Regions from separate parts of the Homo sapiens genome. Here region 2 is linked to region 1. A link is a loop called in an ENCODE intact Hi-C map of the cell type or tissue named here. Cell type or tissue: endothelial cell of umbilical vein. All regions are shown on one strand. Each heading gives the region's core, and the rest is flanking DNA. Links, peaks and the distances in the headings are about the cores only.

Region 1 (2,811 bases), core at 190-2,689:
CTGCATGGTCATCTCAATCTCAGAAAAAGTCTGCCAAACCAGTTACTCATGTCAAAGGCTACCCTTTTCCAATTGAATTTTTGGCTGTTATTGCACAGTACAAATATTTCATTCTCCGACATAAATGGGACATCACCTTGCCTCTGGCAATTGTCATTTGCCCCCATAACTTCTCTCCCTTTTCTTCTGGAACCAATTTCCAGGATGACAATAATTTTCTTCTTTTAGAAGTATAATTTTTTAAAGCAAGACTGACCTACAATGTCTGTTAATATACTGACCTACTTTTTTTTTTCTTTTTTACAAAGTGGCCTGGCCAGTGCCTTGGAAAAAGATAATTAAGCAGGCATGGTGGCTCAGGCCTATAATCTCAGTGCTTTGGGAGGGCAAAGCAGGAAGATCACTTGAGGCCAGGAGTTTGAGATCAGCCTGCACAAGTTATCAAGGCTCCATCTCTACAGAATTTTTTTAAAAAACTAGTCTGGCATGGTGGCACACACCTGTAGTCCCAGCTACTCAGGAGGCTGAGACGGGATGATGTCTTGAGTCTAGAAGTTTGAGGCTGCAGTGAGCTGTGATTGTGCCACTGGACTCCACCCTGGGTATTGGAACAAAACCTTGTTTCTGTTAATAATAAAATTTAAAAACATATACCTAATCAATACAGTTTCCATTTTTAATGGAAACATTAAAATCCATCTTATAGGTAAAAAGACTTAAGCCCAAAGAAGTGCTTTGAAACACCATTTGAATATGCATTTGGAGGTCTGTTGGCAGGTCTCTCCCAATGTCTCCTCCCAGCATGGTTTCCTCCCTCTCTTTGTTATGTAACAAGAACAGTCTAAAATGTCTTCCATTGCAGTCAACATTTCATTCATTTTACATGCTTTTCCCTTTTTCTCACTTGGCACTTGGCTGTATTGCTTTCCCGAAGCTGTTGATCATGTAGAAGGTGAATGTGTTCCATGGGCCTATTCCTGTCTTTTCCCTCTGAGTTGCATGTGCTCAGTTGCATCTGATGTGATTTGTCATACGTGGATGGATGTCAGTGTCCCATGCTGCCTTCCTTCTCTCCTTTTCCTTCCCTCGTGGTTCCCTTGCCAGGAACAATGTATGTGTTTTGTGGAGTCTGTCTTACCCAAGGCCAGATGCCCTTGGCTGAACTCCAGGATGCATCCTGATCCTGTTTACAGGCGAGGAAGGACCAAGTCTGGGGCCCTGGAGAGATTGTGGGAGCATGAGAGTTAATCATCGCAGGCACATGTCACATCAAAACAAGCACATCCTTAGCCGGCTTCCTCTGGAGTTTGATGTCATGATCAGTGTGTTGTTTCCTGATGCTGAAGCCACGACAGATCTATATTATGCTGGTTTCCATCTTCTGAATTAAAATTGCCTCCTGCAAGGAAACAATGAATACTGAGAAGGCTGAACACGTTACTGGCCACATGTTCTTTCTCATCTCTGCATACTTCTAAAATGGAAACGGACCAATTTTTCTCCAGTGCTATTCTGTCTCCTGAACTACCTCTTTGTAAACATTTCCTAAGGGCTTTCATTTAATCAGGAGCCTATTTCCCAGGGATTTCAAGTGTGTACCTGACCTGGGTTTGTGAGCAAGGGAACCCAAACAGGATCAAAAATATTTTTTAAAAATGAATACATAAGAGCTTGGATTTGAGAGCCGCACTTTCTTTAAAACATAAATGATGATAAATGTGTTTTCATTTTATTTGAGAATTGGCTTTTCTCAAACTTAATAACAGTAAAATGGCTTTAGAATGAGAGAAAAATAGATACAGGGCTGAATCCTTCAGGTTTCAATCCTTCATTTATTCATTTATCATCTAATCAGAGAATATTGCTTGAATATTTGCTATGCGCCAGTCATTGTGCTAGATGCTGGGGAGGGTCAGTGCTGCCAAGCAATATATAGGCAACATAATTTGTTTAATTTGGCATTTCACAGCTCTTCACTGAGATTTTTAAAAAATACTTTAATAAAACGTAATAAACAGCTGTTGGGAAAAATAAAGATAGAAAATTATATGAAGTAAAAAGTAAAAGTGTCTCCTCCCCAATTTCCCTAGATTTAGATTTACTGGTAATTTGAATAACATTTTTTGTCTCCATATACTTTCTATATATTTACAATATTCCAGAATTTTTTTACACAAATGGATTAATATTATACAAAATTGCCTGGAAACATTTTTATTTACCAATGTTTTATGGGCTGTTTGTACTACCGGAGTGTGATTTTCTTTATTATTTTTAATGCTAGGAAATATGCCATTGGGTGAATGTACTGAAATTTATTAAACCTGTCCCCTATTGGAGACAACGTAGGTTTATTTTAACCCTGTTGCTGCTGTTCTTTTCTTTTTTTTTTGGTTTCTTTCAACTTGCAAACAATACCACAGTGAACTTCCTTGCACACTTATCTTTATATACATTCCTAAAATTGTGGAATTGTTGGGTCACACATGTTTTTTAAAGTTTGACAAAAACTGTCCTCCAAAAATTTGCATTGATATTATTGGTGTATGAAAATTCTTATTTTTCTGTAGGCTCTCCAATATAATTTTATATTGCTAATTAACAATTTGATATTTGCCAACTAATATGCAGTTTTAAAATCTTTGCCATTGTCTTAGTCCATTTCGCTACTATAATAGAGTATCTGAGATTGAGGAATTTATAAATAAAAGAAATTTATTTCTTGCAATTCTGGAGGCTAGGAAGTCCAAGATCTATGTACCAGCAGGTTTGGTGTCTGGTGAAGGCCCATCCCTCACAGATGGTGCTGTC
Region 2 (2,811 bases), core at 49-2,548, 100 kb after region 1:
AGTGACGTAGCACCTATCTGAGCTCTTTCTGTGCCCTTTACCTTGTTGCTGTGGTAGCTGATGAGACTTTGGATAAAATGGCCCGTGTCCTATCTATTGACTGCTAGGTGTAGGCATATGATGGGCATTGTCATAAAAAACAAAAAAGAAAAGAAAAGAAACAAGTAAAAACAAAACCCCAAGCACCCAAATCCAATCCTTTCCTTCACAACACTTTGCAGAAATAAGGCGTCAGACTTATTAAAGACTTTTGTGCTTTTACTGAACCACTTGAATTCTTCATTAGCCTGTGGGGACCGTTAAAAAATTTGAGTCAGCAATAGGCCACTCCTAATGAATGTGATTCATCCAAGTTTGGAGTGAGAGTGCGTACTACTAGTGACAGGGTCATTGTCAGCATGTTTTAGATTGTCCTACTCTTTTGTTTGGGAAAACCTGTATACTTGGATATGTGGACTCACCACATACTGTTTACTCATCTGCTATTTTATACATTTATTCAGTAATTCAGTAGCTATTTGCTGAATGCCTGCTAATACAAATAGTTCTGTCTAGGTACGAGGGACACAGCAGTGGACAGAACAGGAAAAATGGAAAAATCCTTGTTTACATGGATGTTACTTTATAATGGGGGAAGAAAGACAAAAGACTCTTTAATCAAGCAATTAATAAGAGAATGTGAGGTAGTGGTAAAGGCTATGCAGAAAAACAAAATAGGTAGGCACAGAGTATACTTTTGTTAGAATAAACAAAGGAGACCCCTCCGATAAAGGTGGAAGCTAGCCAAAGACCTGAATAAAGAGAGGTGGCAAACCATTTGTGTATTGGAGGAAGCACACTCCAGGCAGAGAGAATGGCAGCACCCATGCCCTGAGCTGGGAGACTGCTTGACAAGGGTGGGTCAGCCAGAAGGCCAGAGAGTGGAGTGAGGAAGGAGAAGAGCAGCTGGAGAGGAGGCGGGTGCTTGTGAGTCCTGGGAGGGACCTTTGATTTTAAGAGTGATGGGAAACCATGATGTGGAGTGACATTACCTAACTTACATTTGAGGATCATCCTGGCTGCTGAGTGGAGTAAAGGTTTTGTATTCAATGGGAAATAGACTTTGTGAGAGAGATTTGAGTGCAGGTGGTTGTGGAGTATGTTTGGGAACAGATTGTGTAAGGAGTGAAGGAGGCAGGAATGGGCAGAGGAAGAATTCAAACTGTGATTGAGTTGATGTCTCAACTGGAGGCAAAGGTGGGGGCGGGTGGTCAGGCCTTTGTAACCCCTCATCAAACAATCATTAGACATTGGCTGCCCCTGGAAAGGAGGTGCAAGCTTGAGTGAGGCAGCTCCCTTTTATGAAGGTGGATTCCTGAGAAGGGACTAAGTTGTGAGCCATCAGGAAGTGACACTTCCAGCAACTGGGGGAATGAGTGGCTCAAACCTTAAGGGGCATTTGGGTATCAACAACAATCAACCCCCGTGCCATCTGCATCCAGCTGCTTCCTGTTTCTTCATCCCATCTGGCAGTAGCTGCTCTAGGATTCTTACTAGTCTGTTTTTCCAGGGGAAAAAACTGGTCTCTTGACTATAACTAAAACTTACCTTCTTTACTACCCATTCTAGCTTCTCTGCATTTGGCTCACTCCTCTGCTGGCCCAGTAGCTTATGTAATGGAGAGACTCAGACACTCACTCCTAAGGGGTCCGAGCTCTGGTCACCATGCCCTTCTGGTTGCCCATGTGCTGTCAAATGGGTCAGAGGATAACCAAGAGATTCCCTGTGGATCACTGGGTGCCAAATGTGTTCTTCCCTGACTCCACTGTGATAGAGCAGTCCTGCCTCCTAACAAACAGGCTCATTTACTTCGACTATGGCAGTGATTCCCTTCCTTGTCTGTTGCTTTCTTGGCTAAGAAGCTCAAGGTGACTGGGTGGTTGTTGAACTATAAGGTTTAATAAAACTCATATGTTCCTTGGTGGACGTGTTCCTTCTCTGGGAAACACAGACCCACAAAACCTAGAGTGGTGGTGATGGGAAGCACAGATTACCCAAGTGGGTCACTGGGAGTGAAGGTAAGCAGAGTTACCCTTATTTCTGCTATGCAGTTCCCATATCCATGTATTCTTCCTTTTTGATAATACAGCATCATGCGATGGTCATTGATTTAGGGTACGTACTTCATCGGCAAGCTGGTACCAGAGTTGCACCTTCACAAGGACAGTCCACAGCACTGCCAGGTCAGAAGTCTCTGGGTACTGTAGCATGTGGTAGCTCCAGTGGATCCCATGGTCACTGCTGAACCTCTGATGCTGTAAAGTGGATTCTGCAGTTACGTATATTGCAATACATATCTGCAATTATATGATAGTATATTATGTTGGCTCTCATGTTGTTGGATCACACTCTCTCTAAGCCTTTGAATAACAGTGCTGGCTGAGGCCCTGCAGGGAGGAAAGGCAAAGCTAGTAGCTGGAATATGAGTTAAGTCCAATTAAGCAAAGCAAACCTCTTCCAGGATGAAAGTGATCCAGTGTAGTTAATTCACCAGCATGTGGGTGATTCATCTCACTTAGGGTGCTACCAAACTGGGGACTCCAGTTTGGTCTTTATGGCTGGAATATTAAAAACTTAGTGGCTCTGGAGTTCGAGACCAGCCTGGCCAACATGGCAAAACCTGGTCTCTACTAAAAATACAAAATTAGCCAGGTGTGGTGGCGCACACCTATAGTCTCAGCCAGTCAGGAGGCTGAGACGAGAGAATTGCTTGAGCCCAGGAGGCGGAGGTTGCCGAGATCACACCACTGCACTCCAGTCTGGGCAACAGAG

What was found. A loop is a pair of places that touch in the nucleus more often than their neighbours do. Peaks named below come from ENCODE experiments on the same cell type or tissue, not always from the same donor. Only the 100,000 strongest peaks of a DNase experiment are listed, where the experiment ranks them.
Region 2: it touches region 1 in a loop (6-fold over the local background); 2 of 110 quality-filtered maps call a loop at or near these places.

Annotation. Positions count from the first base shown.
Region 1 is chr15:39,229,080-39,231,890 of GRCh38, reverse strand. All of the region lies in intron 1 of LOC105370777 (a long non-coding RNA gene), which reads left to right. LOC124903467 (a long non-coding RNA gene) reads right to left here. Exons shown (of 3, transcript XR_007064589.1): 3 at 1,312-1,399. Among named protein-coding and RNA genes, the nearest start is that of LINC02915, 20 kb to the left of the region's middle. RefSeq lists an enhancer at 2,562-2,731. In endothelial cell of umbilical vein, for the core only: no CTCF peak of the experiment used is centred there; a DNase peak (open chromatin) is centred at 1,200; H3K27ac peaks cover 2,500 bases.
Region 2 is chr15:39,129,365-39,132,175 of GRCh38, reverse strand. The region is part of intron 1 of LOC105370777 (a long non-coding RNA gene); the gene reads left to right. Among named protein-coding and RNA genes, the nearest start is that of LINC02915, 120 kb to the left of the region's middle. In endothelial cell of umbilical vein, for the core only: no CTCF peak of the experiment used is centred there; a DNase peak (open chromatin) is centred at 1,425; H3K27ac peaks cover 2,500 bases.